Regions from separate parts of the Homo sapiens genome. Here regions 2, 3 and 4 are each linked to region 1. Evidence: chromatin contacts called from ENCODE Hi-C or POLR2A ChIA-PET data. All regions are on one chromosome and are shown on one strand. The core of a region is the stretch at or near the end of the contact, and the rest is flanking DNA. Distances in the headings are between cores, read along the strand shown. Region 1 has its middle 650 kb from the start of GJE1. Region 2 holds the start of FBXO30 (F-box protein 30). Region 3 overlaps NHSL1 (NHS like 1). Region 4 overlaps EPM2A-DT (EPM2A divergent transcript).

What was found. Hi-C counts contacts between places; a loop is a spot of excess contacts on that map. ChIA-PET counts read pairs that join two places held with the same protein, here RNA polymerase II (POLR2A). Pooled maps may share reads with other maps.
Region 2: a loop to region 1 is called in a map of naive thymus-derived CD4-positive, alpha-beta T cell, with 14 times the contacts of the local background. The contact joins the promoter of FBXO30 here to the enhancer-like site in region 1. A Hi-C loop is called at or near these places in 1 of 168 maps with a recorded cell type or tissue (naive thymus-derived CD4-positive, alpha-beta T cell), 2 of 37 single-sample maps with no recorded cell type and 8 of 50 pooled maps.
Region 3: a map of naive thymus-derived CD4-positive, alpha-beta T cell shows a loop between it and region 1 (7-fold over the local background). The contact joins two enhancer-like sites. A Hi-C loop is called at or near these places in 1 of 168 maps with a recorded cell type or tissue (naive thymus-derived CD4-positive, alpha-beta T cell), 1 of 37 single-sample maps with no recorded cell type and 6 of 50 pooled maps.
Region 4: a pooled map shows a loop between it and region 1 (6-fold over the local background). The contact joins two enhancer-like sites. A Hi-C loop is called at or near these places in 2 of 37 single-sample maps with no recorded cell type and 3 of 50 pooled maps. POLR2A ChIA-PET finds 5 or more read pairs at or near these places in 1 of 52 experiments (OCI-LY7).

The regions. Positions count from the first base shown.
Region 1 is chr6:141,482,417-141,485,156 of GRCh38, forward strand. No RefSeq gene overlaps it. Among named protein-coding and RNA genes, the nearest start is that of GJE1, 650 kb to the right of the region's middle. RefSeq lists an enhancer at 1,206-1,345. Within about 2 kb of position 1,360, at least 16 of the 41 ENCODE cell types and tissues checked have a DNase peak (open chromatin) inside an H3K27ac peak, as active enhancers do; they include OCI-LY7, where a contact is called at or near this core.
Region 2 is chr6:145,813,173-145,816,264 of GRCh38, forward strand. FBXO30 (F-box protein 30) reads right to left here and starts at 1,623. Exons shown (of 3, transcript NM_032145.5): 1 at 1,431-1,623. The region is part of intron 1 of EPM2A-DT (EPM2A divergent transcript); the gene reads left to right. RefSeq lists enhancers at 1,032-1,586, 2,644-2,713 and a silencer at 1,264-1,803.
Region 3 is chr6:138,454,320-138,457,322 of GRCh38, forward strand. The region is part of intron 3 of NHSL1 (NHS like 1); the gene reads right to left. Among named protein-coding and RNA genes, the nearest start is that of MIR3145, 21 kb to the left of the region's middle. Within about 2 kb of position 1,517, at least 11 of the 41 ENCODE cell types and tissues checked have a DNase peak (open chromatin) inside an H3K27ac peak, as active enhancers do.
Region 4 is chr6:145,863,971-145,866,896 of GRCh38, forward strand. All of the region lies in intron 2 of EPM2A-DT (EPM2A divergent transcript), which reads left to right. It also overlaps a transcript of SHPRH not described here. Among named protein-coding and RNA genes, the nearest start is that of FBXO30, 51 kb to the left of the region's middle. RefSeq lists an enhancer at 1,253-1,422. Within about 2 kb of position 1,326, at least 6 of the 41 ENCODE cell types and tissues checked have a DNase peak (open chromatin) inside an H3K27ac peak, as active enhancers do; they include OCI-LY7, where a contact is called at or near this core.

The DNA of each region.
Region 1 (2,740 bases), core at 110-2,609:
AATGTCTTTCCTCCAGAACTTTAAAATTTGGAAATATTCATATACTAATATATTTTATGTAATAATATTAGAAGAGGAAGAACCTATATTCACATATTAATTATCATTTTTCTCACAAAGAAATAGAGATAAACCAAGACTAAGACATGGTCCCAAGATCACACAGCAATTAAGATTCAGTCCTTATTTACTATTCATTTCATTCTCTGAAACTGCAATTATATTTGCTTTCAAAGAATGTTCCAGAAAAATATAAGTGTAGAAAAAGAATAATATAGACATTAATTTCACTAAATAATATAAGCATTTTTTTTTTCTTTTTCTATCAGCTGAAAGCAGCCTAGGAGTGTTAATCCTCTTGGTGTTTCTCAACCAGACTCTTTTGCATGATAAAACAATTTTACTCTCATTGGTCTATTCTAGCATTTAAGTTAATTTTCCAACCATCTAAATTCCAAGTGTGCACCATAGAGGTTGAGCTTTTCTATCCATCTGCTACACCAATACCGTCCAGTCTATGCCAATGATTGAAGGGTATAAAAAAAGGGCCGTGTGGTCGTTTCAGTTTTGTTTTGTTTTGCAATGCAGACGCACTTGGAGCAGCAGGTCAATGAATTCTGGGAACTGCATCTTTTTGACACATGAGACCTTTGCAGAATGAATCAAAGTTAAATCCCATGAATAAATGCTAGTGTTTAATAATCATTCCGTTTATGGAAGCTTTATTGTGAATTCATAAAAGCAAGGACAATATTTCCTTGCAAGTCCACAAATCACCATCATAAGCAAGGCAATCGTGAATAAACTGAGCTGGACTGCATAGCCTCTTTGGCAGTTGCTAGTATTTAAATATGGATGGGAGAAGCAAAGACTAGGAGAAGTTGTCCTAAAGCAAGCAAATGACAGCTCCCACAAATAAAGGGAAAAATGTTAAAACAATAAACAAAAGAGAAACAATTACTTGCTCATTACAAACATGTCATATTGCATTCTTTATTTTGATTGTGGAAAATTAGCCATTGACTACCAGGAACAATTGATTTTCCTTCACAGCTGTTTTCTAATTACATCTGAACACTGAAAATTCTAGTGCAGCCATTCAGCTGTACAAAGAGAATTTTCTTTTATTATTTTTGCTATTGCTGCAAGCTCTGCCCAGAAGCATGACTATAGTTAGATGATCTGTACTGTATATATGTGGTGTTTGTATTAAAAGCCATGCTTTTCAGGGATGTTATAAGAACTCAAATATTTTAAATTACATAGGGCAGAACTTGGTGTACAAGCTGTTTTGCCCAGATGCTATTACGTAGCTTTCTCTTTCTTTTTGCCATCAAAACAAGGAAGAAGATAATGAAGATAGCTTAAATCGGTACATCCGTTTCTTAGTCACTGCATAGTCGTCAATTGGATCTATTTTTGTCATTGTGGCTTCTGATGAGTGTTTTGGCACAGTCTTACTGGGAGGGTGGAGGGTGATGGGCAGTTTCCTGTCAGTTAATTCTGTGGGTAAATTCTAAGCAAAGAGCATGGAGATTATTAACAGGCAGGATTCCAAGGTTTCAGAGAAGCAATTGAAATTTTTGGATGCTTCTCTTCAAACGCTTTAGAATTTTCCTCAAAATGATTTCAGTTTTAAAATATGGCCAGAAATATGAAACTTGCCCTTGGGAGTTTTCTAGGACTTGCGGTTAGTGAGTTCTGGAAAAATAGTTAAGATACTTCCTTCAGAGTTTAGGGTCTCTGATTAATCTTTACCATAATTTAGGTGAAATCAGCTCAGCAATGTTAACAATTCAGCAAAAATAAAGTGAAACCTTAAAATGTTTTTTTTCCAATGGAAAAAAAAACACAACATTTCAAGCCTGGGTTATTAAAGCAAAAACTGGGAGCTCTTATTTATTTACTTATTTATTTTAATTTTTTTAATTTATTTTTATTTTTTGTAGAGACAGGGTCTCACTATGTTGCCCAGGCTGGTCTACCACTCCTGGCTTCAAGCGATCATCCTTCCTCGGCCTCCCACAATTCTGGGATTACATACGTGAGCCACCACACCCGGCCAGCTCTTTGTTGCCATTTATTAAATATTTGCCCTCTTTAGAGGTAACTTTAATCAGGTATCTGTTCACTGGATGGCAATTTTTTAAGTCTTTGATCAAAACTCTAACCTCTGTAGTTCCTGTAGTAACGCAGTGTAACTTGAAATTTGCCATTTTACTTGGAAGGCTCAAAGATTCCTCAATGGCCCATCTTATTTTAGTATTTCCTTTGCCAAGATTAAGATTGAGGTGATGATTGTTTAATTAAATTAAATTTGGCTTGAGGCTGTCTCGGTACCGTAGGTCCCTACATAACAAACTACAATTTAACTAAACAAACTGAAAGCCTAATTTAGGAGTATATATTGTAACAAATTGCTAGGTCTCAGCCAGTCACAGCCGACTAGCTTCAGCCAATCACAGGCTGCCAATTGATCAGACCATGTCCAAACAAGTAAAAAATGCTAAGCTGTAACCAACCAGTTTCTGTACCTTACTTTCATTTTCTGTCCATATGTACTGCCTACCTACTTTGCAGAAGTGAGATCTCTGAACCACTCTGCTGGCTCTTGAGAGCTACTGGATTCCCAAATAATTCTCTGCTTCATTAAACTCCTTTAAATTTGTCTAAAGATTTCCTTTTAATACATTTCATCTCATTTTTATTTTTCTAAATTTTGATAACTTTCATTGACTTT
Region 2 (3,092 bases), core at 373-2,872, 4.3 Mb after region 1:
TTTTTAGAAGAAGTCTCCCAATGCTAGACCGGGAGAAATACTGGATTGAAATTAAATACCTAGTACACTTGGTATACATTAAAGTTTGCCTATATTCGAAACTTCAGTTCTCTTACAGCATTCACGAAACTCCACCATTTCCAGAATTAAAAAAAAAAAAAAAAGTTACGTCACGGCATTAAAGTGCTAGGTAAAAACAAATTGGCAATTTAAAAAGTCAGCAAAACACCATGTTATCCCCAATTAAACTTTTGTGATGAGAAACAGTGACTAAGCATGAAGAAGAGTGATTCAGCGGAAACCGCATATTGAAATCTAACCCTCTGAAAAATCCTAAAGGTTTATTTTATGCTACTCTTTTCCTTTTGCCATGTCAACAATTGGACTGCTTTGGAAAACCTTAGTATGAGCAAATGCAAAACCTGTTAATATAATTTCCATAGGTCTCTAAAGAACAAACAGTATTGAAATTTAGCAAATGGAAATTAAAATTTAAAAAGTTTGGGATTTTGTATTAAAAGATTTTAAATTAATCTACACCGATATCAGAATGCCCATAAATAACTTCATCTTGGATCAGAGTCAACGAAGTAATCATGGAATAAAAGGTCAATTCGTTCCCAAGCATCTTTTATCTGGGACTTACAACAGGGCTCAATAAGAAAAACAAGAGAAAGGGAGAGGGAAATGGAGTACTAGGACATTGGTAAACACATACTGTTTTGCCTCTTTGCCTCTATACTCCCAAATATACCCGTTAAAAACATACTGGCAGATTACTTTGAATTCAGCACGCGCTCTATAAACCCCTTCCAAGCAAAGGAGTTCCAAGGCGCAGGTCTTGGAACAACACAAATAACCTCAGGTCTGCAAAATAAGGAAGTTCCCCTTTAATAAGGACCGAGGCTAAGGCTAAGATCCTCTCACTTCCATGAATGGCAAAGTTACCAACTTTGCTCATCCCGTGCAGACAGTGGATGATGCCTCCCCAGTCTTACTTTAAGCCATTTGTCCCCAAATAACCCAAGTTTCTAAAAACCAGACGGAACGAGAAGCTTAGGGTTCCCTAAGTTTAACTCCTCCTTCGTCCCTTCCCAATACAAAGACACACAAACTGGGGGGGACACGGAGGTCGGTGCCCTCGAGGCTTAAGTCGCCATTTGCTGACCTCAACGGCTGGCCCGGCATGCGGCCCGGCGAGGACACGAGCGCGGCGGACGCCCTCTCAGGGCGCCCGGACGGCCGACCCGGGACGCGCATGGACCGGGGTCAGCCGCCTTTCCTCTGCTCCAGGCCGGGCCCGTCAACCCCACGGCCGCCAGCGCCAGCGCCTCGGTCCCGGCCGCGGCCTCAAACTGCCCGGCCGCTGCCTTCGTCCCCGCCGCAGCGCGGACGGCGCCGGCCTCCCCTGCGGGCCTCCCGTCACTCACCGGCCGGCGCGGCCGAACCGCGGCCCAGGCCCTAGCTGCCCTGGACGCCGTGCCCAGCTGCTCCGCTCTGTCCCGGCGACGCTCCGTACCCCACACAGCCGTCCGAACCGCCTCCTCCGCCCCTCTTCCCCAGCCGGGCCGCCGCCTTTTCTCTTCTCCCGGCCTGCTCCAGAGGCAGCCACCCTCCTCGCGCGCCCCGCCCCGCTGCGCCCCGCCCACCCGGCCCGGCTTCTGCCGACAGCTGGGCGGGGACGCGCACGCAGTCCCGGCGGGGACGCGCACGCCGCCCTCTGACCCCGCAGCGTCGTGGCTAGAGTAGGGTCTGGAGAGAGCTCCCACTGTGGCGAGTCCTGTCGTTGGATTCCCGCGGCGCCCCGTAAGGCTCCGCCCCGGCGGTGCTACCAAACCCTGTTCGATTTTAGAATCGTACATTCCCAGAGGGAATCCTAGACCCCTCATTTTACAGTTGAGGAAACAGGCCCAAGTAGCATGACTTGTTCGCGCCGCTAGTCGAAGGAGCAGCAGCCCCGATCCCTTGACTCTGGGGCACTGCTTTCCCTTTAGCTCATTTTTGGAGGAAATGGGTGCGCCCTTGCTCGACCTTTGGTGATTGCCGCCACAGGCCTTCCCGCCGGCTAACTCAGCGTGCCCAAGTCCCGTGACTTAGTGCCAGGACGGTGCTGTGACCCGTTATCCCCTGTCGGGTTTTACCTCCCCCCGGGAGAGCTCAGCCCTGGATCCCGGCGGGCGGCGGAGCCTCTCTGGAGCCCGGACGGGACAGCCCACCAGGGTCTGCTTCTGTGAGGGGCCGAGGCGTCATTCCGCGAAGGTAATTAGCTGGGGAGGGGACTTGAAGCCGCTTTTGCAGTGTACCTTACATATGACTGGGGAGTAAAGAAATCCCACAGGGCTGTATCAAAGAATGGATGGATGTCCACGCCCCCGCTACCACCACCAAGCCTTGGTCTACGGCCGAGGGACAGTGATTCCGAGCTCTGGGTGTTGGGAGCCGCTCACCCGCCCCCACCCCTCTGTCGGGGACTCCTGCCCACCCCGTCGCAAGAGAATTACAACAAAGGAAAGATGGTTGTAATCCTGGCAGTGGGGATGGGGGCAGAGCCAGGAAAACACTGTTGTCATCCTTTTTGTGGCTGCATCTTTACCCCTTGCTGTTGTGCTTTGGGAAAGAGAGCTCACACATAATTTGCTATCCTACAGAGAAAGCCTGTGGGTTTTTCAGATCCGTAAATTAAACAAAACAAAACAAAAACTGAGTTAGGAACTTAGATTACAGAGTAAAGGTTGATTCCTTAAATGATTAACTTTTTGAAAAATTATCTGTTCCCCTTATTTTGCCTGATTTGGCTGTAGACAGGCTCTGGTCCTCGGTTCAGACCTTGAGAGCCACTGTCCAGAGAGCTACATGGTCAGGATGGGGAAACAGGCAGGATGGCCCAGTGGGAGAGGATGTAGGTGCTGCTACACTATAGCCCCGCTCAATGCTCACTGTCCTGGATTGAGTCACAGACCTTTGTTTTGCTTTAGCTGTCCTCTTATAAAGGATCTAAAATAGATTATCTCTAGAGCCCTTTCCAGCTTTAAAATTCTGTGAATCTCTAATTATACTTATTGAGATCTGGGGCTTTACCTTTTACTAAGTCA
Region 3 (3,003 bases), core at 267-2,766, 3.0 Mb before region 1:
CATTTCACTGGGGTATACATTCCACTCCAGTACTAATTTATTCACATTTTTTATTGATGGACAATTGGGTTGTAAAAGATGCTCTTTGTATTATCTCAACAATGCAAAACTCCCCATAAGAGAATGAGAATGGTTAGGAGGAAAGGACTGTGGCAAAGGCTCTACTCCCCATACAGTCATTACTGGGGGAAAAACATGAGCTCTAGAGTCGTAAGTCTAGGTTTAAATCCTGGTTTTGCTTTTAGGGGTGATAGATGTGTTCACTCTCTTGATTATGGTAATGGTCTCCTGTGTGTATACATATGTCAAAATTTATTAAGTTGTATACTTTAAATATGTATAGATTATTTTATGTAAGTTATACTTCAATAAAAGGCGTTTTAATAAAGAAAGATCTTGTTTCAGTATTTAAAAACTATGTGATCTTAGGCAAGTGATCTAATCTCTCCAAGATACAGTTTTCTCATCCATGATATGGGCATAATCAAAGCTACTTTGCATGGTTGCAATAAATACTGAATATATTCACATACAGCACTGAGCACAGTCCCTGGCGCCTGAGCCTTTCCATGTGCCAAGTGCTTGGCATCATACTGGAAACACAGAGATCAACAAGATAGGGATGCTGTCCATTAATCTAGAAGAGAAGGCAGGTATAAACAGACCCTGATTATAGAGTAGTGGGATGGAAACAGCAAGAGAAACTGGAATGGGTCATTGGAGACATTCTCACTGGTTTGCAGGCAAAAAGGCGTGGGAATGACAGACCCCAATTTTCTCATTTTTGTCTGCAATGGCATGGAATAAGAAGGTGCCATAACTGCAGAGCAGTGAGCATTGACTCATTTGTGTTTCTACAGTTTCCTGAAATTACTCACAGAGACCCAGTAACACATGATTGGACATGGAGTAATCACTTCTCGACTGTAAGCTGCCCTAGGCCAAGAATGGGATCCATATACTGAGACCAAGTAGCACTTAAAAACTTTTTTGGGGGAAAAAAAAATTGAGTGAAGCATACCAGACAAGTCAAAGAGGAATAAGAGATGACAAAATTGGGCATAATGAGGAGGAATTGAGGTAACTGAGTAATCTTGCCCTTTTGCTTAACCAGCATGGTGCGATGAAAAGAAATGAGCTGCAAGGAGCCCCGCCTTCACATGCTCCCTGCAAGGAGCCCCGCCTTCACATGCTCCCTGCAAGGAGCCCCGCCTTCACATGCTCCCTGCAAGGAGCCCCGCCTTCGCATGCTTCCTGGTGCTTTCGAGCTATGTGATCTTGAGAAAGCCATTTCATATTTCTGAGTCTCCATTTCCAGATTAAAATAATAGTAATAGCTATTAAAATAATCTGTTTCATGGGGCTGTTTGTGGAAAATAAGATCTAATTTGTGAAAAAGTTCTATATCCTAACGTGTACCCCGATGAACAAGCTAGCAATAGCATAAACACTGGTAGTGCCACACCTAGATAACCTGTAAAGCCATGACAATCAGAAATTCGTCAGTAGCTGCTGAAACCTCTCAAATTTATTGCCTTGGGCAGGAAATTCTATGTGGGTGGAACAAAAGACGAGATGATTGGGAGAGTGGCCAAATTTTTATAAAAACAGACATTGTCTATTGAATCATTTTCTTTGAAGCGTGGTTTGAAATACCAATCAGCTTAACAATACTTATCATCATCATCTGAGCATCTAGTCTGTGCCAGGCACTGTGCTAAGGGTTTCACAAACATTAATTTACTTCAACCTCACACCAACTCTCCAAGGTAGGTTAGGGTAACTATGTAATTTTATCGAAACCAGAACACCTCTGAGAGTGAAAGGGGGTGCAATTAATAATTACACAGAATAACAGCTGTAAACCAGGGCTGTTCTAAGCAAACCGGAACATGTGGTTTTTATCTCTTTACAGTTGAGGAACCTGAACCTCACAGACGAAAGCAACTTATCCAAGGCCACTGAGCTCTGACAGGTGGAAAAGCTGCCCCAAACCTACGCTCTCAAGCATCATGTTAAATAAGCCTCCTGTGTTTACAGGTATGGCAGCAAGGTTACTGCCTTTTCTTCAAAGTCTTCCTTTGATTTAAATATTTCTTATCAACAAAGCCTAAAACAGAAGCTGACATGCCAGTTCAAAGAATAACAGGAAACAGGGAAATTTCGATTTCTGTCACGACTATTAAAGCCAACTGTTTACTGCCAAAAATCTAGATCTAATACATCTCTTTAGGGGTGAATTTTACACAAGAGATTGCATAACTCATGATTGATATCCTTTCTGCTAAGACAATGGGGATTCTGTGAAGGTTTCCCAGATTCAGTGAACGTATCATCAAATATAACTTCCGATAATGGCAGGTGGAAAAATTCCCTATCGACTCACAGTAAGTATTTTCGCACTGATAACTGACCTGCCTTCAAATGCAAGAACCTCTTTGGCAGTACTTGGCATATGCTGAAAACTGAAAAGAGAAAAAAGTCAAAAACAGTACACAAAGCAATGGTGTACTCTTTGATTTCAGAGTTGAATGAAAAGGTATTTTCTGGAATTTCTTTCTTTCTTTTTTTTTTTTTGGAGATGGAGTCTCACTTACTCTGCCGCCCAGGCTGGAGTGGAGTGGTGCGATCTCAGCTCACTGCAACCTCCACCTCCCAGATTCAAGCAATTCTCCTGCCTCAGCCTGAGTAGCTGGGACTACAGGTGCATGCCACCACGCCTGGCTAATTTTTATATTTTCAGTAGAGACAGGGTTTCACCATGTTGGCCAGGCTAGTCTGGAACTCCTGACTTCAAGGGATCCGCCTGCCTCAGCCTCCCAAAGTGCTGGGATTACAGGCACACACTACCATGCCTGGCTTATTTTCTGGAATTTCTAAATTGCTTTGCCAACAGTATTTTTTTCAATGCATCATGTTTATGTTTAGATGATATGCATAACATATACAATTGGAAATATTTTCAACAATTTTCTTCTTGCTACACTATATTCCCACTTTGAA
Region 4 (2,926 bases), core at 76-2,575, 4.4 Mb after region 1:
ATCTATTATTTATCCACATAAGTAATTTGCATCATGTGAGTGTCTGGCTTGTGCTGTGGTCCCAGGAAACCTGCAAAGCAAACCATCATATATAAACTTACATTTCTTTATGTGAGTGCTTTATTATTTCATCTTGTTGACAAATTAGATCACTTCCCCTCTCCTTGTCGTATGACCATAACTTAAGACAAATCTCTTAGGTCTATCATCTATATTCTCACTTCCTCATTTCTTTATTCTTCATGTTTCACAATTCCTTAATTTAGACCCTAATTTGGGTTTCTTAATGTTTATTCCTTACAGACATGTATTACTGAATAAGCCCCATAATTTTTACTTGTGCAAAACATCTCTAAATTGAAAAAGATGATAAAAAACAAATCAAAAAATTTTTAAAGTAAATAAAAAACAACTCACAAATCACCAAATCTCTCAACTGTAGAATGGCAGTTGTCAGGGACCAGGGGTGGGAGAATGGGGTGATGTCATGAAAACAAAATAACGCCTGTTCCTCAAAAAACCTGTGGAAATAAAAAATTAAAAATTAAAAAATAAAAAATAAAAACAGCAACAACAAAACAATAAAGCCTCTTGGAAAGAGGCTGTATTTAGCAATCTGGTACAAAGAAAGAAATTTTTTTTTTTTTTTTTTTGGGTAAGCCACTTAGCTTATGAACAAAATAATAGCCCATGAATTAAATTTTAAAATGTTTGGAGAATAAAGCTAAGGTTAAAAAAAAAGAGAAACTGCATTCTTTCCAAGTAAAAAGCCCAAAGGGATCAAAGTTTGATGATGCCCTAGATTCTGTGACAGTCTACACTGAAATAATTATTTGTTCCTTTTGAATTGCCACGTTTTAGGTCATTAGTAGTGAGCAAATGTATTAATGCCACTATCATTTTTTGCTAATGTTCTTCTTTCTTCAGCCTAGTAATTTGAAACTATCAAATAAAATTTATAAACACACACACTCACACACACACACACACACACACACACACACACACTTTGAGACCGTGGTGCCTTTCTATTTATTTCTAGTATGGAACATTCAGAAACATAAATTGTAACATTTTTGTAAACTGCTATAATTTCATTATTTGGATTGAACATCTTCTTGCCCATAATTGTGACCATCTCAGGTACCTGGCTTAAGCCTGTTAGTTAGTTCACATATTGGCATTGCTATAGATGGAATTATTTCCCCATGCAAATTCAACTATTGAAGTCCTAACCCCTAATGTTATGACGTTTAGAGATGGGGCCTTTGGGAGATATTAGATTTAGATGAGATTATGAAGGTGGAGCCCTCATGGTGAGATTAGTGCCATTATAAAGAGATACCAGAGAGCTTTCACTTTCTCTTTCCCATGTGAGGACATAGAAGTAGATGAAAAGATGGTTGCTAAAAAGAGTTCTCACCAGAACCCAACCATGTGACATCCTGATCTTGGACTGCCAGCCTCCAGAACTGTGTGAAAATGGATGAATAAATGAATGAACGAATAAAATCTATTGTTTCCACTGAGTCTATGGTATTTTGTTATGGCAGCCTGAGCTGACTAAGACAGGTGGCCTTTGACCCTGTTTAGGAGATTCCTGTCAGGATTTAGAAGCAGACGTTTAATTTCCATCACAGTTCAAGCTACTAGTCCAGCTGCAATAAGAAGCAACATGCATTTGAGTAAGTTCTGAAGCGGGCTTCATTTCAGGAGCTGTGCCTCAGTATGGGCAGAGGCCCGGGCAATCTCTCCAAGAGTTGGGTTCAGCTGCATCTTGGCTTACTGGCTGCCTCAGTGAGAATTTCTAAACAAAGCAGAATAGCAGGAAACCTCTGACCAGTTTACCTTTTATGCTTTCATTTCCTATTTTTTTTCTTTTTTGGTAACTTTCTTTGACTTAAGGTGACAAAAGAGCACCTTTTGCAGAAGCTAGGACAATGTGGTAGAGTGAAACAAACCTGAATTTGGTGTCAGAAAGTCTGAGATTCACATCCAGGCCCTATTTGGAAATCTATGCATTTATGCATCCTTCCTCTGGTGATCTGATTCCATGGAGCTATTTTACAACTCTTTGTTAAACTTACCTGGTAGTCACACAAATTCTGTCCTGTGCACCACAAGCTCTATTGACTTCCCTCTTCCTCACCTTTATCCCCAAGGGGGAAAAACAGTTGCTTTCATTTGCCATTAATTTCAATATTCTTTTATGCCATATAAATTTGTGCTTCTTGACTTCTTTTTTGAAATGGTTGTAACATCTGTCTGCTTCCCTCATTGAATGTGTTAAACAAAATCTTTAACGTCTATTCATTTTTATATCTGTATGAAAGTCACACTTTAACCTTTTTCTGAAAATTATTTTTTAACACCCAGCTTCCTCATTTGGAAAATGGGGATAATAATAACTCTCTTATCCTCCTTTCTACATTTCTGGGATTAAACGAGTTATAATTAACTGGATTGAAATGATCATTAAGGGTTGAAAATGTGTCTTATCTACTTTTGTTTTCCTAACACCTTGGAAAGAGAATCTGCACATCAAAGTGCTCTTTATGATAAAATACAAGACAAACAGGACGTGGTTTTATCATTATCAGACATTATTAGCAGCATGAGTGGCAGCAACCTCTGACCTCCTTTTGCAAGTGGCCAGAGGGTTCATGTCAGGTGGCATTCAAAGAGCCAAAGGTGTAGAAGTCTCACGCTGGGCCAACAGGGACGTAGATACTTGACAGTGGTTTCCAATTCCAGGGAGGAGGCCACTTATGGAAGAGAAGGCTTAAAGGAGACTGGAAGATTTGCTTCTTGAGTTCTGGGTCCTTTGCCACCAGAGATTCAGGGAACAAAAGTGTTTTCTCCACACAAACATTAGCTTGTCTAGTACACAATCACTTGTCACTTCTGGCCTTTGCCTGTGCTGATT